Linked DNA regions of Homo sapiens: region 2 is linked to region 1. Evidence: read pairs that join two places in POLR2A ChIA-PET (ENCODE). Cell type or tissue: Caco-2. All regions are shown on one strand. Each heading gives the region's core, and the rest is flanking DNA. Links, peaks and the distances in the headings are about the cores only. Region 1 holds the start of ATG4D (autophagy related 4D cysteine peptidase). Region 2 holds the start of PDE4A (phosphodiesterase 4A).

Region 1 (11,248 bases), core at 961-8,960:
GCCGCCCTGTGCGAGGGAGCCGGAGTGTGGGCTGGGCGAGCTGGGAGCAGAGGTCGTCCAGGCTGTGGTCCTGAGCATGGCCCTCGGCCAGGGTGAACATGGGGTACCGCTCTGTGGCTGAGGAGGAGCTGAGGACCTGGCGGGAAGAGGGAGACAGGGTCAGCCACAAACAGTGCCAAGCCATATTCCTTAGCCCAGGTTTATTTAGTAGGTGCTTCTCAGGACCACCTCTCCAGGAGAGAGCAGCCAATCAGCACCTTCCATCCCCTGGCCACAGTGATTGGCTCAGCCATGAGCATGTGACCCAGCTCAGCCAAAGACTGACAGTCCTGGGATTTTTGCTGCAAAACCTGCGTTTCCCTTCCAGTGACCACAGGGTGGGTGCCCAGAATGGCTGGTGGCCATCTCTCGCCCCCATAAGGGTAGAGTCCTGGTCGGACAGCAGGGCCAAGAGACAGGGAGGGTTCCCACCACTTGAGCCCCTGGATACAGCTGCCTCCAAGGGATGATGCCTTAACAGTGGGCTTTGGCGTTCCCACCTTTTCAGGGGTGGACATTCTTCACATTTCCCAGGTTAGGACCCCTAGCCTGGAAGCAGCACCCCAGCTCTGCTGGACTCGAGGCCTCTGTTCCTCTTTCACCCCCAGCCCTGCCCAACCGCCCCCCTCACCCCACTCCAGCTTTCCTCTTGCTCACCCTGGTCAGCTCTGAGCAGAGTGTCTCAAACTCCTTCCTGTCTCCAGCATAGAAGCCCACGGTACAGCTTGGGTCCATCTTGGCAAAGGCCATCTTGCGGGGCGAGGTGCAGTGGAAGGACTGGGGCAGACAGACGAGGAAGGCTCAGAGGCTGGGCTGCCCACCCGCCATGGCCCCAACCACACACTGGGGCTCCCACTCACCTCCAGGGGGAAGTCGGCCTGGCTGACATCCACAGTGGGCTGGCAGTAGTGAGGGTCCAGGTACAGCAGGAAGTCATCTGCAGGGGGTGCAGGTGTGAGTGGGGGTGCGGTGGGGGGTGGGAGGAGTGAGGAGGGGGTGGGCCTACCTTGGTAGCCAATGAAGTACAGTGAGTGTCGCGGTTTCCCACCCATGATGCCCAGGCACAGCTCGCAACGCAGGAGTTCCTGCAGGGAGGAGGGTAGGCAGGTGCTGTCAGGCAGCCACTCAACAAACGCTTGGCAAACACCTCCTCTGTGAGAACCCAGCCTCTGGAGGGCAGCAGTGATCAAGACCACAAAACCCTTGCCCTCAGGAGCTGACATCCTAGTGTGAGAGACTAACAAGGAAGATGATTACATGAATTTTTTTTTTTTTTTTTTTTTTGAGACGGAGTCTCACTCTGTCACCCAGCCTGGAGTGCAGTGGCCCAATTGGCTCACCGCAACCTCCGCCTCCTAAGTTCAAGCGATTCTCCTGCCTCAGCTTCTCAAGTAGCTGGGATTACAGGCACCCGCCACCACACCCGGGTTAATTTTTTGTATTTTTAGTAAAAATGGGGTTTCACCATGTTAGCCAGGCTGGTCTGGAACTCCTCCTAACCTCAGGTGATCTGCCCGTCTCGGCCTCCTAAAGTGCTGGGATTACAGGCTGGAGTGCAGTAGCACGATCTTGGCTCACCGAAACCTCCATCTCCTGGGTTCAAGCAGTTCTCCTGCCTCAGCCTCCCGAGCAGCTGGGATTACAGGCGCCCGCCACCACGCCCAGCTAATTTTTGTATTTTTAGTAGAGACGAGGTTTCACCATGTTGGCCAGACTGGTCTTGGACTCCTGACCTCAGGTGATCCACCTGCCTCCCAAAGTGCTGGGATTACAGGCGTGGGCCACCACGCCCAGCCAATTACATGATTTATCTCATGTGTTAGAGGTGATAACTATATGGAAAAGAATAAAAGAGGGAAGGGAGCCTTGTGATTTTAAGTAAAGAGGTCAAACATTACAGCTCTTTTAGAATTTGTCTCAGGTTTTCTGGTTCTCACTGGAAAACCCCCCACGCAAAAAATATTTTAAAACAGGAGCCAAGCAGTGGCTCATGTCCATAATCTCAGTACTTTGGGAGGCCGAAGCGGGAGGATCACGAGGTCAGGAGATCGAGACCATCCTGATTAACACAATGAAACCCCATCTCCATTAAAAATACAAAAATTAGCCAGGAGTGGTGGCGGACGCCTGTAGTCCCAGCTACTCGGGAGGCTGAGGCAGGAGAATGGCATGAACCCAGGAGGTGGAGCTTGCAGTGAGCTGAGATCATGCCACTGCACTCCAGCCTGAGTGACAGAGCAAGACTCCGTCTCAAAAAAAAAAAAAAAAAAAAAGCCACATGCATCACTGCTGAAAGAGTGCTCCAAGCAGCAGGGGCAGCAAGCGCAAAGGCCCTGAGGTGGGAGTGTCTGAAATAGGTGAGGAGGCCCCTGTGGCTGCAGCAGAGTGTGGGAGGAGGATATGAGGTCAAGGTGGGGGATATCCCGACATCAAGAAGGTGGTGTGGACAAATAGTGCCGGGCTCTGTGGGTCACTGGGAAAACTGGCTTTTATTCGGATGCAAATACATAGGGGACTTTCCAGCCTCAGGGTCTCTGTCTTGCTGTTCCTTTTGCCTGGAGCACTTCTCCTCTGGCTCCTCATTTGCCTGGTGGCTGCAGAGGCGCTTTTCTAGGCTCTGCTGCTACCCTCATCTGCCCTTCATTGGGTTACTGTTTTTTTAAAGTTGTGTAGAGGCTGGGTGCAGTGGCTCATGCCTGTAATCCCAACGCTTTGGGAGACCGAGGTGGGTGGATCACCTGAGGTCGGGAGTTCAAGACCAGCCTGGCCAACATGGGAAAACCCCATCTCTGCTAAAAATACAAAAATTAGCCGGGCGTGGTGGCATACACCTGTAATCCCAGCTACTTGGGTGGCTGAGGCAGGAAATTTGCTTGAACCTGGGAAGCGGAGGTTGCAGTGAGCCAAGACGGTGTCACTGCACTCCAGCGTGGGCAAGAGAGTGAGACTCGAATATTTTCAAAAAAAATTGTGTAGAGATGGGGGTCTCACTATGTTGCCCAGACTGGTCTCAAATGATCCTCCTGCCTCGGCCTCCCAAAGTGCTGGGATTATAGGCCTGAGCCACTGTGCCTGGCTTCATTCCAAACAGTGATGCTACTTTGGTTACATAGCCACTGCTGAGCATCCTCCCATCAGAACGTCTGCTCCCAGCAGGCACACTCAGAACTCCTGCCTATTCTGTTCCCCTCTGAATCCCCAGCAGTCGGGACAGTGGGGAGCACACATAGCAGGTGCTGCATAGTATAAAAAAAGAAGGGATGGGCCGGGCGTGGTGGCTCACACCTGTAATCCCAGCACTTTGGGAGGCTGAGGTGGGTGGATCACCTGAGGTCAGGAGTTTGAGAACCAGCCTGGCCAACATGGCGAAACCCCGTCTCTACTAAAAATACAAAAGTTAGCCGGGCGTGGTGGCACACGCCTGTAGTCCCAGCTACCTGGGAGACTGAGGCAGGAGAATTGCTTGAACTCGGGAGGCGGAGGTTGCAATGAGCCAAGACTGTGCCACTGCACTCCAGCCTGGGCAAAAGAGCAAGACTCTGTCTCAAAAAAAAAGGGATGGCCCGTGTGGTGGCTCACGCCTGTTATCCCAGCACTTTGGGAGGCCGAGGTGGGCAGATGACCTGAGGTTAGGAGTTCAAGATCAGCCTGACCAAAATGGTGAAACCCTGTCTCTACTAAAAGTACAAAATTAGGTGGTCGTGGTGGCGCATGCCTGTAATCCTAACTACTTGGGAGGCTGAGGCAAGAAAATCGCTTGAACCCAGGAGGCGGAGGTTGCAGCGAGCCGAGATCACGTTATTGACCTCCAGCCTGGGCAACAAGAGCGAAACTCCATCTCAAAAAAAAAAAAGTGATGAGGGCTGCACAAACAGCAGCCCTAACACAAACTAAACAAGTCTGGAGGGCTCCCAGGTGGAGGTGTCCTAGAATTCAGCTGAACCTACCTTCACGCAGGGCACATACACGGGGTTGAGAGTCTCGCCACCCAGTCGCACGGGCACCAGGATGACCACAGACTTCCACTCGGCTGTGGGGTCTGGCCTGGCCACCAGGCGTGCCACATCCGCCTTGTACACTGGAGGGACGGGACAGCAGCAGGTCACCTTCTTGCCACCCTTCAAGCCCCAGCGTAGCCCTCTAACCCCAGGGGCTCAACCTCAACCGTGCAATTTCTCAGAGGGCAACACTGTCATCACTAACCAAAATCATCATTCTAGTGCCCCCCAAACACCCCCAGAAAATCCCAGGACCTCCAGGCAGGTGTGGACATCCCCATTTTACAGAGTGGGCAACTGAGGCCCTGGGATGTAGACCAAAAGTATATACAGAAGGGAGAGGTAGAGACTGTTCTCTCAAGCTCCTCCCCAGCCCCATGCCTGACAGGTCCTCAGTGACTCCATGCCTCGGTTTGCCAATACAGAAGCTGGAGCACTGGGCACTCAGCCCCTAAACCAAATATCCTGGTATGTCCCTCCTCCTCCAGTCCCATTTACTTGGGCCCATTCTCCTGCCCCCTGCCTTGCAGCTACGTAAGCCCATTTTGTGCTCCTAGAGAAGTAGATTAGACCCATTTTGGAGATAAGGTTCTCTGAAAATCGAATCTTTTCCCAAACACCTACAATTTTGCATAAAAAATTTACAGAGGTAGCCGGGCACGGTGGCTCCAGCTTGTAATCCCAGCACTTTGGGAGGCCGAGGAGGGGGGATCATGAGGTCAGGAGATCGAGAGACCATACTGGCAAAGACAGTGAAACCCCAACTCTACTAAAAATACAAAAAAAATTAGCTGGGCGTGATGGCACGCGCCTGTAGTCCCAGCTATTGGGAGGCTGAGGCAGGAGAATCACTCGAACTCAGGAGGCGGAGGTTGCAGTGAGCCAAGACTGTGCCACTGCACTCCAGCCTGGGTGACAGAGTGAGACTCTGTCTCAAAAAAAAAAAAAAAAAAAAAAAAAAAAAAAAAAAAAAAAAAAAATTACAGGGGCTGGGCACAGTGGCTCAAGCTTGTAATCCCAGCACTTTGGGAGGCCAAAGTGGGCGAATCACCTGAGGTCAGGAGTTCAAGACCGGCCTTGTCAACATGGTGAAACCCCATCTCTACTAAAAATAGAAAAATTAGCCTGGTATGGTGGTGCGTGCCTGTAATCCCAGCTATTTGAGAGGCTGAGGCAGGAGAATCGCTTGAACCCAGGAGGCAGAGGTTGCAGTGAGCCGAGATCGTGCCTCTGCACTGAAGCCTGGGTGACAGAGTGACCTGACCTCAGGTGATCCACCCACCTTGGCCTCCCAAAGTGCTGGGATTACAGGCGTGAGCCACTGCGCCTGGCCTCTTTTTTTTTTTTTTTTTTTTTTCGACAGGATCCTACTCTGTCGCCCAGGCTGGAGTGCAATGGCATAATGACAGCTCACTGTAACCTCGAACTCCTGGGTTCAAGCAATCCTCCCACCTCAGCCTCCCAAGTAGCTGAGACTACAGTATGTGCCACCACACCTGGCCTTATGTCTCTATTCTATCACTCAAGGAGAAGCCCCTGAAGTTTCTTGTTCCAGAGGGAGAGACGGAGAAGAGGGACTATCTCCCACTGCACAGGCCTTGCATCCTTCCCCAGTGTCCCTCTGCCCCACAACTTGTTCCAGCCTCTGAGGAAGATGCACTCTAAGAATCGGGTAAGGCAGAGTCTGGCTCAGGGTGGGGCCCCTGTGATCTTGGCTCCCAGCCCCTTACCTGTGCAGTCCTGAGAAACGTACACCACCAGGCGGGTGACGTCGGAGCAGCTCTCCACGGCTTTCCTGGGGGCAGGAGGGAAGGCCTGAGTGCCTGCGGGTACCCAGCAACTCCCGTGATCCCTGCAGCAGCCCTCACCTGAGGATGTGTGCCACTAGCGATGGCCCATACCAGTCACCTGCCTTCTTGCCTGAGCTCTGCCCAAGCTCCACCAGCCGGTGTAGGCCAAAGGGGGCCCGGGGGTGGTCGGCGAACCAGGACACAATCTGCCGGTGCCGGCGTTCCTGCTCCAGCTCAGGGGCACCCTGGGCCCAGCGTGGGGGCATCCAGCGGGCAGGCCCATGGTACCGGCTGGGAGAGGCTGACCCTGACAGCTCAGGGGGGCCCAGGCCCATGCCCTCGGCCCATGTCCAGTCTGGTGGAATGGAGCACATAGTCAAACAGTGCTAGTGTGTGGGGGGCAGAGGTCCCATCTACACATGCACCGCACACAATGCGAATGCTCCTGAACCCCGTAATTCAACAGAATTTACATATTCCTGAAACATATACTTATCCTTATTTATTTATTTATTTTTTGTTACTTAAAGACAGGATCTCAGCCAGACGCGGTGGCTCATGCCTGTAATCTCAGCACTTTGGGAGACCAAGGCAGGTGGATCACTTGAGGCCTGGAGTTCGAGACCAGCCTGGCCAACATGGTGAAACCCCTTCTCTGATAAAAAAAAAAATATACAAAAAGTAGACAAGCGTGGTGGCGGGCACCTGTAATCCCAGCTACTCAGGAGGCTGAGGCAGGAGAATCGCTTGAACCTGGGAGGCAGAGGTTGCAGTGAGCCAAGATCTCTCCACTGCACTTCAGCCAGGATGATAGAGGAAGACTCAGTCTCAAAAAAAAAAATAATAATAATAATAAATAAAATAAATAAATAAAGACAGGATCTCACTGTCATCCAGACTGGAGTGCAGTGGCACAATCACGTCTCACTACAGCCTCTAAATCCTGAGCTCAACAGATTCTCCCGCCTCAGCCTCCTGAGTAGTTGGGATCACAGGCACATGCCACCACACTCAGCTAATTTTTAAAATTTTTTTGTAGAGACAGGAGCCTTGTCATGTGGCCTAGGCTGGTGTCGAATGCCTATGCTCAAGCGATCCTCCTGCCTCAGCCTCCTAATGTGCTGGGATTACAGGCATGAGCCACCACACTCGACCTGTTATTGTTGGAGTCTCATTCTGTCACTCGGGTTGGAGTGCAGTGGCAGGATCATAGTTCACTGCAGACTTGAACACCTGGGCACGAGCAATCTTCCCACCTCAGCCTCCCAGGTAGCTGGGATTACAAGCATGCAGCACAGTGCCCAGCCAAAACTCTTTTTTTTTTTTTGAGACTGAGTCTCGCTCTGCCACCCAGGCTGGAGTGCAGTGGCACGGATCTCGGCTCACTGCAACCTCCGCCTCCCCGGTTCAAGCAATTCTCTGCTTTACCTTGCCAAATTACAGGTGCCTGCCACCACACCCAGCTAATTTTTGTATTTTTAGTAGAGATGGGGTTTCACCATCTTGGCCAGGCTGGTCTTGAACTCCTGACCTCATGATCCACCAGCCTCAGCCTCCCAAAGTGCTGGGATTACAGGCATGAGCCACCGTGCCTGGTGAAACTTTTTTTTATTTTTATTTTTGACACAGAGTCTCCCTCTGTTGCCCAGGCTGGAGTGCAGTGGTGCGATCTTGGCTTGCTGTAACCTCCGCCTCCTGGGTTCAAGAGATTCTCCCACCTCAGCCTCGGGAGTAGCTGGGATTACAGGCGTGTGCCACCACAACCGGCTAATTTTTGTATTTTTAGTAGAGATGGGGTTTCATCATATTGGCCAGGCTGGTCTTGAACTCCTGACCGCAAGGGATCCATCCGCCTCAGCCTCCCAAAGTGCTAGGATTACAGGCATGAGCCACCGTTTCCAACCCCGGCTGAAACTCTTATAAACAACTCTCATCTCTCCAAAACTTACTTGACACACAATTCTAACGTGACTTTGAACTCTTAGTTGGTAAGTAATTCTAATACTGCTGATATGGCAGTTGACCCTGTACTCCTAGTGCACCCCTTCCCCCCTATGGCTCACCTCTGGGCAGGAAATGCAGCAGAAGGCCCTGTGCCAGCATCATCTGGCCGCTGCGTAACATGCACCCCCAGCCACAGTCCGAGGTCAGGCAGCCCCCAGGAAGGGGCGGGAAGTCCCGGCGGTATGTGAGCCACAGGCGGGACACAAAGTCCCGCTGGAAACGCTGTATGTCACCTACAAGAGCGGGTCTGTCAGCTGCCACCAGGGACACTCCGGCGGGCGTGGAGAGGCCTCCCCCAGCCCTGGTCCCAACCACCAGCTCACCCTCGCCCTCGAAACGGTAGCGGCGGCCACAGAGGTGGATGCTGGAGATCTTGCTAAAGCTGGTCCGGCTTTTAACCACCCAACCTGGGGAGACGTAGGGGCAGCGCCCAGCGAGATGAAGCACTTGCATGACAGCAACAGCGCTTCCATTCCCCCATCTGTGAAATGGGCACGATCCTAGTTCCTATCTCCGGGGTGGCTCCGGGGATTCCGTCGGAGGTGGGGCCCCCAGTGACAGCTACAGGAGTGTCCACCATCAATTCAGGATGAAGGAAGGTAGTTCTGATTATTGTACCCATTTTACAGAGAGGGGCAAAAACGGAGGCGCCAGGAAGCAAAGGATCTTGCCCAAGGTCACACAGGGGAATGGGCGGGGCTTGAAAACACTATTGGACCTGCCACAGGTCCACCCTGGGCCGGGCAGGGAGGGGACCCACAGGTGACTCAGGACGGGAACAAGGGTGGGATAACTGGCAGGACCGGGGTCTGGTTTTCCTCAACGGCCCCCGACACCCCCACGATCTCCGGGCCCCCTCCTCACCGTACTTGACGTTGTTCCAGGCTGTCAGGAACTTGGCCTTGAACTTGTCCACTTCGTCCGGCTCACTCGGGCCAGCCCCGGGAGAGCCAAGAGCGGGGCCGCTGGCTCCGGAAGGCCCCAGGCCGTTGGGGTCTGGGCCTCTGGGACCCCGCGGCCTGCGGGCCTCGGGCCGGCGGCGCGCGTCCTCCGGGCTGCTGCTCCGGTACTGCGCGGCGGCCGGCGACACTGAGTTCATGGACGCGCCGGGAGGGCGGACCGAGGGCCCAGGTGGGGGGCTGCGGCCGCTGCCCCCCAAGGGCGACCCGCAGCCGGTTCACGGGGCCCGGGGAAGGCGCTACTCGGCCCCCGTCCCCAGGGTACCGGGCCAGGCAACAGCCGCCGCCGCTGCTACCGCAGCCATCGCCATCTTAGCGGGCCAGGACCCCGGATGACGGTGGGCGTGGCCAAGCCAGACGCCCCGCCCCGCCCTCTCCCCGCCCAGCCGCCTTTCCTGCCCCGATCCCGGGTCGCCAGGCGGGGACCTCAAACCCCGACGCCTTCCCGCGGCCTCCCCCCGCCCTCCTTATCACACCGCCAGGAGCGCGACAGCCCCTTCAGGCCCTTATCGGAGGCAGCAGAGCTGGGGAACCCCTGCCCCTGGCCCCGCCCCTAGTCCTGCCCCCCAGGGCCCAGGACTGACCTCCTGGCAGGCGCCCAGGTGAGACTGACTGCGCACCTGCAGCGCCCGCCCCGCCTCCCGAGTGCACCTGCGCGGGCTGCCGACCCAGAACCCGCCCTGGCCTGGGACCAAATCGACTAGTGTGACCTCCGGGGCAAGCCACGCCTCTCTGTGCCTCAGTTTCCTCATGTGCAAAATAGGGCTGGAATACACGCAACAACATAGACGAATCTTCATGAGAATTATGCTCAGGGAAAAAAAATCCAGGGGTAGGCAGGCGCGGGAGGGAGGGATGAATGAAGTGCTCCAGGAAAGTTTTTTTCAGTGTTTGTTTTGTCGAGACAGCATCTGGCTCTGTTGTCCAGACTGGAGTGCAGTGGCGCTTTCATAGCTCACTGCAGCCTCCAACTCTGATCCTCCAACCTCAGCCTCCAGAGTAGCTGAGACCGCAGACAGGAGCCACCATGCCTGGTTAATTTTTTAAATTTTATTTGTAGATAAGGGGTCTCGCTATGTTGTCTAGGCTGGTCTCAAACTCCTGGCTTCATGAGATCCTCCCGCCTCAGCCTCCCAAATGCTGGGATTACAGGCGTGAGCCACCACCTCAGGCAGGAAGACATTTTTTGGAGCTGTGGATAAATTCAGTATCTTAACTGTAATAGTGGCTTCACAGGTGTGAAAACTCATCAGATTGTACGCTTAAAATTTGCATGGTTTTGTATATGTCTATTATACCTCAATAAGGCTGAAAAAAAACCTCTTTGTTTTAAAAAGTAATCAGTTAACTTTTTATAGAGACAAGTTCTCTCTATGTTGCCCAGGCTGGCCTGAAACTCCTTAGCTCAAGTGATCCTCCTGCCTCAGCCTCCCAAGTAGCTGAGACTACAGGAAAATATTTTATTTTATTTTATTTTTTAATTTTTTTTCTCTAACCTTGCGAGGCCCAAACAGATTTTGGTTGTTGTTGTTGAGACAGGGTCTTGCTCTGTCATCCAGACTACAGTGCAGTGGCCTGATCATGGCTCACTGCAGTCTCAACTGCCGAGGCTTAAGCAAGTCTCCTGCCTCAGCCACCTGAGTAGCTAGGACTATAGGCACATGCCACCACCCCTGGCTAATTTTTTTTTTTTTTTTTGAGACGGAGTCTCGTTCTGTTGCCCAGGTTGGAGTGCAATGGCGCGATCTCGACTCACTGCAAGCTCTGTCTCCCAGGTTCACACCATTCTCTTGCCTCAGCCTCCCGAGTAGCTGGGACTACAGGCGCCCGCCACCACGCCTGGCTGATTTTTTGTATTTTTAGTAGAGACGAGGTTTCATCGTGTTAGCCAGGATGGTCTCGATCTCCTGACCTCGTGATCCGCCCACCTCGGCCTCCCAAAGTGCTGGGATTACAGGCGTGGGCCACCGTGCCTGGCCACCCCTGGCTAATTTTTAAAAATTTTTCTGTAGAGATAGAGTCTCCCAGTGTTGCTCAGGCTAGTCTTGAACTCCTGGGCTGAAACGATTAGCCTCAGCCTCCCAAAGTTCTAGGATGACAGACATGAGCCACTGCACCTGGCCAGGGACAATTTTTATTTTTTATTTTATTTTCATTTATTTATGTATTTATTTTGAGATGGAGTTTCGCTCTTGTTGCCCAGGCTGGAGTGCACTAGTGCGATCTTGGCTCACTGCAACCACCACCTCTCAGGTTCAAGCAATTCTGCTGCCTCAGCCTCCTGAGTAGCTGGGATTACGGGCGCACACCACCACGCCCAGCTAATTTTTGTATTTTTAGTAGAGATAGGATTCCACCACGTTGGCCAGGCTGGTCTCGAACTCCTGACTGAGGTGATCCGCCAGCCTCGGCCTCCCAAAGTGCTGGGATTACAGGCATGAGCGATTGCACCCAGCCA
Region 2 (11,248 bases), core at 1-8,000, 130 kb after region 1:
GGTGAGAAAGAGAAAAGGTTTAGCTGGGTGCAGTGGCTCATGCCTGTAATCCCAGCACTTTGGGAGGCTAAGGGGTGGGCAGATCACCTGAGGTCAGGAGTTCGAGACCAGCCTGGCCAACATGGTGAAACCCCATCTCTACTAAAAATTCAAAAATTAGTCAGGTGTGGTGGTGGGCGCCTGTAATCCCAGCTACTCCGGAGGCTGAGGCAGGAGAATCACTTGAATCCGGAAGGCAGAGGTTGCAGTGAGCTGAGATCACGCCACTGCACTCCAGCCTGGGTGACAGAGGAGACTCTGTCAAAAAAAAAAAAAAAAAAAAAAGAGAAAGGGTTTTGTCTCTGGGCTCCAGTTTCTCCATATGCCAGCAGGAATACCCTGCTGGAATACCCAGGGCACTGGGGATGAGGATGCATATGGAAAAGTCCCTGGCATGGAGCCGGAGGGTGAGCCATTGCGAGATGGATACCCACCAAAATAATGATGATTATTACCACTCAGCCACTGTCCCCTAAGACTCAGTGCCCCAGAGACCAGGCTAGGAGGAGTCCCTGGAGCCTTGCAAAGAAATGGGGCCTGGAACCTACTTCACTTCACCCACCCCTTGGTGTCTTAGGACAGTGACCTGTGCCAGTTTGGCCCCCTGCCCCAGTTTTAGCATTTTCTGTTGATTCCAACTTTCTCTTCCTTCAGCCTCTCTCCAGTTCCCTTTGGGAAATGTCAGCCCATGTATGCTGGGCCCGTGACACTTGCTTCCTGGTGGGTAGAAGGGTGCAGGGGGACTGGGGCTGGGGGGTGATCAGAACAGAGGTGGGGGTGGCCTGGAGGGCTGCAATGACTGCTGAAGACCCCCAAAGAGACTTAGGAAGAGTAGGGCTACATCTTAGAGAGGCCTCACTCAGGAGCTCCAGGGATAAGGAGCCCAAATCTGACCGTCTTGGTGATATCCCCAGCAGTGGGGCATCCAGGTAGAGCACACGGGCAAAGCTGTCAGTTGCACACATCGCTGGAGCACAAGCAATCAGACCCTGGAGCACCATCAGAGGAGGAACAATAACTAAGAACACCAGGTGGTTAGAGGACACCAGTTCTTAGGATACACCAGGCAGAGGGAACACAGACCACATGTCAGAGCACCGACGCTCAGACGTGAGCACCTGGTGAAGACTAACACACAGCCACTGTGTTTCAATCACAGTGTCCAAGGAGCACAGACTGTTCCACGAACTCAATCACATTGTTCCCCAAGTGTAAACACCCCAGTGCCACAATCACTGCATGCCAGAAATGACACTGTCACAATCACATTGTCCCTAGACCACCAACACCATTGCACAATCACTGTCCTAGGAGCAGAAACAGTCACTCTATCCCAATCACTGCATCCCATGAGGCCACAGTCACCCTGTGACAGTCACAGCATTCTTGGAGCACACACAGTCACTGTCGCAAACCCTGTCCCAGAAACACACAGTCACACTACCCTGGAAATACACAGTCACACTGTCACAATTACACTGTCCCTGGAGGACACAGAGTCATCGTGTCACCATCACAAGACCCCAGAAGCTCACACAGAGCACACAACTGAGGTAGCCACAGCTGGTCATACCCGGACAGCTGGAGCAAACGGAGGTCAATCGGAGAATACCCTCAGAGGAGACCAAGCTCAACACACATGCACCCTCACTATGCTGTCACCTCTGCAGTCAGGGACTCCTTCCCTCTGTGCTGGGACTGCGCCCCCCCTCCACTGTTTCCTGCCTCTGAACAGCTACTTAACGCTAACACTCTTGCCCTGAGAGGGGAACTCCAATCTAACGCAAGGCTCCCAAAACAGTGCTCCCCCAAGAGGCACCCTCTGGATTTCTGACCCCAGCTGCTGCAGGAGGAGTCCACTAACATCCCCGCAATAGAGTCCTCCATCCCCTAGAAGGACCCTGAGAGCACCCCACCCTGAAGTAAAGATCCTGGTCCTAGCAGGCACCCCCTTATGGAGTGCTCCAAGAGTACCCCAAACACTGCGAATCTAGCCCTCAGTATAGTGCCCCCAGGAAGGTCCCTCCAAGTGGTTCCCAGCTTAGCAGCTGTTCTGCACTGTCACCAAGAATACAGACCCCTAAGTGTGCAGCCCCCTTCCCCAACCCAGACCTCGTTAACACCACGCGCAGCGTGGCGCCCCCTAAATGGACCCCAGGATGGGCTTCAGCAGGAAGCCTCCCGTAGAGCGCACAACCAGGGGCCAGGTCCCAGACGCCCCCGCAGCCGAATTCCCTCCGCCCCCGCCAGCCAAACCGACCCCACCCGCATCCTAGCGCCCCCTGCGGCCGGCAGCTCGAGTTGCCTCCTCCCTGCGCGCCCATCCGTTCCGCGCGCATCCGCCGCGGGGAGTCTTACCGCCTGCTGCTGCCTCCGCCCGCGCCGCCGCTGCCGGTGCCAGTGCCATGGAAGGACGAGGGCCAGGACATGCGGGTCGTGCGCAGGCCGGGCCGGTCGCTGGTGTCCATGGCATCGGCGCGCTCTATGGGCCGGTGCGGCTGCCGCTCCCGCTCGGCGCGCTCCGCGCTGTCGGAGTAGCCGCGCTGCTGGATACGGATGGGGGTCCGAGGCTGCCGCCACAGGTGCTGCGGGGGAGGCTTCAGGGTGGCCTGGCCCTCCCGGGGCCCGGGCAGTGACAGAGACAGGCTCCTTTCCGAGGGGACGGTCGGGGGTTCCATGGCGCCGGCCCCCACTTGCGCCCCAGGGGGCCCTGGCCCTTCCAACCTACACCCCGCTCAGCTGCGCGCAAGCCAGCGAGCCCAGGGCCCCGCGGGTGCGCCCGGCCGCGGTAGGGCCATGGCGCCCCGGGGACAGACCCGGGGGCGCTGCGGGCCAATCGCCCCCGGGCCGGGCTCTGCAGCTTCCTTTCGGCGCCTGGAGCTCTGCTCAGTGCCCGGCGGCGCTCTCCGCGCTCCGCGCTCCGCGTTCCGCGGCCCGCTCGGCGCCAGCCCCGGCTCCTCCGCCCCGTCCCGCCCCTCCCCGCCCCCCGCCCGCCGCGGCTGTCAGCGCCGCCCCCCTCCTCCTCCGTCCGGGCCAGCGGGGGGCAGCTACCTAAGGAGGGGGGCCCTTCCCGCCCACGCAGATCCCCGCTCCGGGCTGGGAGGGGGCGCTGGAACTCGTCTGTCTTCAAAGCACCCTGCTTGGCCGCGGCGCGCACAGGCACGAAGGAGTTAAACGGTTAATCCGATCTGGAAGCAGACACCGGACTGGTTGCCAGAGTGTCAGTCAGTCGGTCCATCATGGCGAGGGCGGAGTCCGGTGTTGGCGTGTCCTCGCCGCTACCCCTGGCGGGGGGCAGTTTTTGAGGAGTGGTCCTAGTGCCACCGGCGCGGTACCTGCAGCGGGCGGCGGCAGAGTGTGTGGGATCTCCTGTCTGTGCGTCGGAGGATAGTGATGGTGCGGGCCCGGGGCGGGATGTGCGCGCACGTGGCCTCTTCCGAGGGTTGTCTGTGTTTTCAGTGTCGGCTGGAAGTGTGTGTGCGCACGTGGTTGGCTGCTGTTGTCTGCCCGTTTCTCTGGATTTGGCTGTGTGTATAACTGTGTGTGTCTGTGGGTGAAGGATGTGTGCGCACATGTGCTACCTATTTGGAGGATGTGCATCCCTACGTGGTCTTTTTTCAGGTGGCCTGGGGACTGTGAATGTGTTCTCAAGCGCTTGGATGCGTTTGTGGTCGGTGTGTGCTTGCGGAGTTGTGCACGCGATTCGGCCTCTGTCGTCTGACTGTAGTGTCGGAGGACGTCTATGTATGTTAGTGTGTGCGTGTGCGTGAGTGTATGTGTGTGGTCGGCCTGGGGCCTCTGGGGTGTTTCTGGGGTGTGTCCCATTGGTTCCCTTGTGGCTCCAGGAAGACACCCTGTGGCGGATACCGCAGCTGCCGGCCCACCGCTCTATACATCGCTGCCTCTTCTAAAGCGCTTCTGCCAGAGGTAAACTGAGGAAGGTCCCAGGTAGCCGCGGAGCGCACCCCCGTGCCCTTTTCAGGCGAGTAAACAGGCGAGCCTCCTCCCTGCGGCCCCCGCCAGCAGAGCCCCCCTTCCGGCACCTAAATCGGGAGTCGCCGTGACTCACGCTCCCGCCTCCCCCAGCGCCGCGCCGAGCGAGCAAGCAGAGAGCGAGCGGGATCCGAGTGCGCCCCCATCCCCCTCAACCCCCCCAAGGATGGCTGCTGGGCGGGGGGAGTGCACGCGCCCGCGTGTCCCACCGCCCCCCCCCCCCACGCCGATAAGAGCTCGAACGCGAAACTGCTCTGCTGCGGGACCCGGGGACCAGACCCCTGCCCCCGTGCGCCCCCTGTCACGGGCTCCCCAGGGCACGCGATGCCGTTTGCCACCGCCCTCCCCCCGCGCCCTTCTCCTTATTTGAAAAAAAAAAAAAAAAAAAAAAAAGACTGCCGGTCTTCAACCCCCACAGCCACTTTTCTCCCCGCCAGAGGGGGCTCCCGGCGTGGGCGAACGCCGAGCAAAAACCGGCCCCCCCATCAGCAGCCGCCGGGTATTCCAAGGGCCAAAACTGTGTTCCCCACTTCTCTCAGGAACACCCCCCCCATTACACACTCAAAACGGCTTCTAGGGAATTTGCAGGGGCTGTGAGTTCTCCCCAGATCATATTTGAGAGTCCTGGGCTGGGCCAAATTCTTGGCGGGGTATGCTGTAACGTTGGTTAGAGATCTGGAAGCGGGTGGGAGTGCGTAATGTGAGGTGGGTGGGGGTGTCAGGACACAGCTGGGGTTGCAGAAGAAGGAGGAAACGAGGAGCGGTGGCCTGAGCTGGGGGATAAACTGATCTGGACCTGAGGCTAGTGGGATGGGCGTGGAGAGGTATAATTAAGCAGCTCCAGGGGCGAGAGACAGTCACTTGCTCTCCCTATCTGGAAATGAACCATTGGACCATGACGGAAACAGAGACCCTGGAACCCTCCAATTGAGTAGATGGGGGTGGGGGTGGATTGGAACTGCCGAAAGCGGTGACCAGAGGAGGGCATGGGGGCAGGGGCCGGCCAGAAGCCAGGACCAGCTCAGCTGTCTGACTTTCCAGCTCATTCTTGAGCCAAGAGGGGGGTTGAGTACTCTGGGAAACTGGTTGGGTACCTGGAAGGTCCCCAGATGAGAATCAGCAGGAGGTGCTGTGTGAACCCAGAGCTCGCAGATATTTCTCACATCTCCCCAGGAGAAAGAAAAATACTAGTCCAGACCCCTTCCAAGACTCCACCATCCCCTTCAAGGCGGAGAAGAAACCTGATCCTCCCAGGCGGGGACATGAAAGCCGGTGCACAGCCGCCTGATCAACCTGCCCCAGCTCTGTGAATATGGGAGCATCTTGGGGGCTGGAGACATGACACCCCTTTCCTCAGTCCTGCCCCTTGCTGACTCAGGCAGCTGGAAAATGAAATAAGGGGTTCCTAGAGCCTGCGAAGGGTGCCTTGGGGTAGGGGTGTCACAGCCCGCCACAGGACAAGTTGCAGCTAGTTTTGCAAACGGCAGGGAGCATGGAGATCGGGAAGGGCTGGTGGCTGGACCTAGCCCAGTTGGCACTGTGCCTCCCCAACCCACCTCCCACTCTGCTCCCTCTCCTACCTACCTGTCGTTCTCGGCCCTGGTGATGGAAATCCGCGGTGGGATCAGCAGCGGCAGGGTGGTGGGCCGTGGCGGCAGAGGGACCCCAGGGTCCGAGGGCTCAGGCTGGGCCCAGCCCAGGCCAGGACCGGACGAGAGGCGGCGGCGAGGGCGACGCAGGTCGGCCCCCAGCATGTTGGCACGGTCGGATTCGGGGGTCTCCCTCGACCTCTGGGGAGGGACAAAGTGGAATAGGGGCGTGGCCTGGCTGGGAAGCTCTGAGCCCCTCTCCCCAAGAACACCCCTACCTAGCTGTCTAAGGGAGTAGTTAATGGCGGTATAGGCTCCCCTTCACGTGTGAGCCACTCGCTGACCCCTCACACAGAGGGTGCCCTGCCATCCCTTAGGTCTGAGAGTGCCCCTTCTCAGCCATAATTTTTGTGGGGTCCCCTCTCGATGCCCCAGCCTTGGGGTCTGTCACATCTAGACATTCTGTCTCAAGTGTGAGACCTCTCTAACACATCACCTTTTTAGGGTCTCTTCCCAACCTCCACGTCTAAGAGGGCCCCTCTTGGTCTTAATGTCAATGCCCCCCTCCCATCCCTCACATCTGAGACTCTCAAGACCTCACCACCCCTAGCGCCCCCTCCCACCTCCTCGCCAAAATCCTCTCCTCATTTGAGAAGCCTTTGCCTGCTGTCCCTGGGCCGGCTGAGAGCCTCTTAGGGCAGCAGGAGAAAAAATGGAATCAAGGGGGTAAACTGAGGCACGAGGGGACCAAACTCCTCACAGCTTGGAGGTAGTGAAGCCACGTTCAGGAAATAGCCGTGGTCACTAGAGGGCGCTAGTCTCCCCCAAGGGGCGAAGCCCCGCCCCTAGCCCAAGCCCCTCCTCTCGCACCTCGTCCCCGGTCCCTGCCACGGACAGGGCACTGCGACTCCTCTTCATCTCGCCAACCTAGCGCGCCGTTGGGACTGCGGTGGCCATGTCGGCAGGGCCAGGGCCTCCTACAAGACCAAGCCAAACGCATCTGCCATCAGTGCCCCAGGGCTCCCCCTGCCGGTCGGGCCTAGAACCCGCCCCCGCCACTTGCCTATTGCCTCTCCTGGGGCGTGACGTCAGCGGACTGACGCACCACCAATGTGGTGACGTCGCCCCCGTTGCCAGGGCGACAGCTGACGCACGGCTGGGCTCCTGACGGCGTCAATGCCGGGGTTGGCCACTGGGGGGCCGAGAGCCTCCGGGCCCGGGTCGCCCCAGCCCCCACCCTTCCTCCCGCGGGGGCTTCCCCGGCTCGGGGATCCCGCAGAAAAAACTGGGAGCTCCCAGAGCTGGCCGCGTGCGGCGCGTGGTCCGAGCCGGGGGCCGGAGGAAGCGTCTCCTCCGAGCTGTTGGGCTTTTAAGCCTTAAACCCGAAATAGCTCCGATGTGCGGGGGCCGGGCGCAGAGAGACGGCGGCTTGGGCACAGATGGGGGACGCACAGGCAGAGGCGCGTGGAGACAGACAGGGACGTGTGGAAATAGAAACAGACAGACAGGGACACAGACGCCGTTCCCGAAGACGGGTGCGCTCTGCAGCCACCGATCCTTGTCTGAAATGCTTGGGGGAGGGAGAGGCTGGCTTACTTTACCTTGGCACCCAGGCGCTGAAGATTATTGCTGTGCGGCCATGGGTCAGTGTCTTAAACTCTGTGAGCCTCAGTTTCTTTTCTGTGAAATGGAATGATATTCCCTACAGGGTCCATGTGAGAATGAAATGAGATCAAACCATATTGAACAGAATAGTGTCTGGCACTCAGTAAATATTTAATAAATGGTAACATCTGACCCTGTGGGAGCCTGTTAGAACTCGATTCAGATCATGATCTTCCTCTACTCAGAGCCCTAATAGCTCTTACCTCACTCAGAGGAAACGTCAAAGTCCTCGCGTGGCCCACACAGTCCTGCTAGATAACGCCCAGTCACCTTCCTGCCCTCAGCTCCAGCCACACTGGTCTAGCTGTTTCTGGACACAGCAAGCATGCTGGTGCCTCAGGCCCTTTGCACTTTCAGTTCTGTCCACCTGGAACTCTTCCCCCAAATATCCGCAGGTTGGCCAGATGCGGTGGCTCAGGCCTGTAATCCCAGCACTATGGAAGGCCAAAGCAGGTGGATCACTTGAGGTCAGGAGTTCGAGACCAGCCTGGCCAACATGGTGAAACCCCATTTCTACTAAAAATACAAAAATCAGCCGTGCGTGGTGGCAGGCGCCTGTAGTTCCACCTACTTGGGAGGGTGAGGCAGGAGACTGGCTTGAGCCTGGGAGGTGGAGGTTGCAGTGAGCCGAGATCGGGCCACTGCACTCCAGCCTGGGCAACAGATCGAGACTCCATCTCAAAAAAAAAAAAAAAAAAAATCCGCAGGTCCCTTACCTCTTTTAGGTCTTTGCTTATATCTCATCCTTTCAGGCATTTCTTTCTTTCTTACCCCACCCCCACTTAAAATTATAATACAACCTCCTAGGACTTCTGGTCCCCCTTTTCCCGCTCTTCCCCCCTCATACCACACTATGTAATTTGTTTATTACATTTATTGTCTGTGTCTCCTCACACTGGAATATTAGCTGCAGGAGGGCACGAAAACTTTGTTTAATTATTATGTTAACAATAATGTAGTATTATTCTTTACTATCTCCTGAGCGTCCTGAACAGAATCCGGAACATAATAGGCTTTTAATAACCTGTTCAATGTCAGGTTATTATTGAGAGCCTGATAGTGTAATGTTCCTAACAGTTCTACTGTGTACTAGCTGGTTTATCCCCTACTTTGGTTCTTTTGTTTCTACTTTTTAAATAGAGACTGGGGTCTCACTATGTTACCCAGGCTGGTCTCAAACTCCTGAGCTCAAACTAAAGCTCAAACTCAAAGTGCTGGAATTACAGGTGTGAGCCATCACACCCAGCCTAGTTCTCATTTCTTTATTTTTTTTAATATTTATTTATTTATTTATTTATTTGAGACAGGGTCTCACTCTGTTGCCCAGGCTGGAGTGCAGTGGCACCATTGCACAGCTCACTGCAGCCTCGACCTCCCAGGCTCAGGCTATCCTCCCACCTCAGCCTCCAGAGTAGCAGCTGGTACTACAGGCACGCGCCATCATGCCTGGCTAATTTTTGTTTTTGTTGTTTTGTAGAGATGGGGTCTTGCCATGTTGCCCAGGCTGGTCTCAAACTCCTGGACTAAAGTGCTCCTCACACCTCAGCCTCCCAAAGTGCTGGGATTACATGAACCCATGTTCATGCTGGGCATGAACCACTATGCTCAGTCTGGTTCTTATTTCTTTTTCTTGCCTTATTGCCTTAGCTAGCACTTCAGTTCAATGTAAATTAATGGAAACTAATGTAAACATCATTTCTTCAACCTAGCCTTTAGCACCTGGTGGGCCCTCAACAGACATTTGTTGAACAAATGGATGAATGTATAAAGATAGCTTAGGCCAGGCACGGTGGCTCACGCCTGTAATCCCAGCACTTTGGGAGGCCGAGACAGGCGGATCACGAGGTCAGGAGATCGAGACCATCCTGGCTAACACGGTGAAACCCCACCTCTAGTAAAAATACAAAAAATTAGCCGGGCCCGGGGGCGGGCGCCTGTAGTCCCAGCTGCTCGGGAGGCTGAGGCAGGAGAATGGCGTGAACCCGGGAGGCAGAGCTTGCAGTGAGCTGAGATCATGCTACTGCACTGCAGCCTGGGTGACCTGGGTGACAGAGCGAGACTCCATCTCAAAAAAAAAAAAAGATAGCTTAAAGGTCACCTCCATTTTTCAGCCAGACTGCCCCAGTCCATGTTCTGGGCCCCCACTGCAGGTTTTTCTACCCCCATTAAAGCACTCACCACTCTGATTGTAACCTGTATTCTCCAGCAAACAGAGCAAGAAATGGTACCCATTCATTGTGGCCCTCAGCCTCGACCTCCTGGGCTAAAGCAGTCCTCCCATCTCAGCCTCCTGAGTAGCTGGGATTACAGGCACACACCACCATGCCCAGCTAATTTTTGTTTTTTGGGTTTTTGTTTGTTTGTTGTTTTGTTTGTTTTTTTGAGACAGAATCTTGCACTGTCGCCCGAGCTGAAGTGCAATGGCACAATCTCGGCTCACTGCAACCTCTGCCTCCCGGGTTCAAGTGATTCTCCTGCCTCAGCCTCCTGAGTAGCTGGGATTACAGGCACCTGCCACCACGCCTGGCTAATTTTTTGTATTTTTAATAGAGACGGGGTTTCACTATGTTGGTCAGGCTGATCTCAAATTCCTGACCTCATGATCCACCTGCCTTGGCCTCCCAAAGTGCTAGAATTACAGGCGTGAGCCACCATGCCTGGCCTTAATTTTTGTATTTTTTGTAGTGATAGAGTTTCACCATGTTGCCTAGGCTGGTCTGGAACTCCTGGGCTCAAGCAAACCTCCCACCTCGACCTCCCAAAGTGCTGGGATTACAAGCATGGGCCACCATGCCTGGCCTAAAAAGTAAACATGTTTTAATAAAAAAAAAAAGAGAGAGAAAGAAGCTGCAGCAAGTTACCCAGAAGAAATCTAGCTAAAATTATTGATGAAGGTGGCTACAATCAACAACAAATTGTTCAGTGTAGACAAAATAGTCTTTTTTTTTTTTTTTGAGATGGAGTGTCGCTCTGTTGCCCAGGCTGGAGTGCAGTGGCGCGATCTTGGCTCACTGCAAGCTCCACCTCCTGGGTTCACGCCATTCTCCTGCCTCAGCCTCCCAAGTAGCTGGGACTACAGGCACCTGCCACCATGCCCGGCTAATTTTTTTTTTTTTTTGTATTTTTAGTAAAGATAGGGTTTCACTGTGTTAGCCAGGATGGTCTCGATCTCCTGACCTCATGATCCGCCCACCTCAGCCCCCCGAAGTGCTGGGATTACAAGCGTGAGCCACAGCTCCTGGTCTATTTTTTTTTTTTTTTTTTCTGAGTCAGAGTCAGGGGGATGGGAAGAGCCTGTTGCTCAGACTGGAGTGCAATGGCAAGATTGCAGCTTACTGCAACCTCCGCCTCCCAGGTCAAGCGATTCTCATGCCTCAGCCTCCGGAGTAGCTGGGATTACAGGTGCGTGCCACCACGCCTACCTAATTTTTTGTATTTTTATAGAGACGGGGTTTCACCATGTTGCCCCGTCTGGTTTCTAATTCCTAGGATTATAGGCGTGAACCACGGCGCCTGCCCAACAAAATAGTCTTCTATTGGAAGTAGATGCCAACTAGGACTTTCACCCTAGAGAGAAGTGAAGTCAATGACTGGCTTCAAAGGACAGCCTGACTCTTGTTAAGGGCTAATGCAGCTGGTGGCTTTCGGTTGAAACCAATTCTCATTTACTATTCTGAAAATCCTGGGGACCTTTAGAATGATGTTAAGTGTACTTGGCCTCTGAGCTATAAATAGAACAACAAAGCCTGGGTGACAGCACATCTGTTTACTGAATATTTTAAGCCAACAGTTGAGACTTCCTGTGCAGAAAAAAGTTTCATTTCAAAATATGACTGCTCATTGTCAATGCAACTGGTCACCCAAGAGCTCTGATGGAGATGTACAAGGAGATGTTTTCATGCCTGCTAACACAGCGTCCATTCTGCAGCCCACTGATCAAGGAGTACATTTGACTTTCAAGT

The links. ChIA-PET counts read pairs that join two places held together with the same protein. Peaks named below come from ENCODE experiments on the same cell type or tissue, not always from the same donor. Only the 100,000 strongest peaks of a DNase experiment are listed, where the experiment ranks them.
Region 2: POLR2A ChIA-PET joins it to region 1 with 10 read pairs; 9 of 35 experiments call an interaction of 5 or more read pairs at or near these places.

Annotation. Positions count from the first base shown.
Region 1 is chr19:10,541,773-10,553,020 of GRCh38, reverse strand. ATG4D (autophagy related 4D cysteine peptidase) reads right to left here and starts at 9,117. Exons shown (of 10, transcript NM_032885.6): 1 at 8,696-9,117; 2 at 8,155-8,238; 3 at 7,891-8,064; 4 at 5,906-6,182; 5 at 5,768-5,832; 6 at 3,987-4,117; 7 at 1,046-1,124; 8 at 900-976; 9 at 697-816; 10 at 1-136. The coding sequence starts at 8,930. MIR1238 (microRNA 1238) reads right to left here and starts at 899; the gene lies at 817-899. It also overlaps the pseudogene RNU7-140P. RefSeq lists an enhancer at 8,131-8,726 and silencers at 8,772-8,951, 9,002-9,341, 9,352-9,401. In Caco-2, for the core only: no CTCF peak of the experiment used is centred there; a DNase peak (open chromatin) is centred at 8,600; H3K4me3 peaks cover 1,006 bases.
Region 2 is chr19:10,412,234-10,423,481 of GRCh38, reverse strand. It overlaps PDE4A (phosphodiesterase 4A), which reads right to left and starts at 2,944. Exons shown (of 15, transcript NM_001111307.2): 1 at 2,398-2,944. The coding sequence starts at 2,717. RefSeq lists enhancers at 1,902-2,091, 3,272-4,151, 5,145-5,695, 5,696-6,247, 6,550-6,669 and silencers at 2,302-2,351, 2,582-3,051, 6,770-7,039. In Caco-2, for the core only: CTCF peaks have their summits at 2,280 (motif pointing left), 6,597 (motif pointing left) and 6,798 (motif pointing right); DNase peaks (open chromatin) are centred at 3,231, 3,421 and 6,661; H3K4me3 peaks cover 2,781 bases; H3K27me3 peaks cover 944 bases.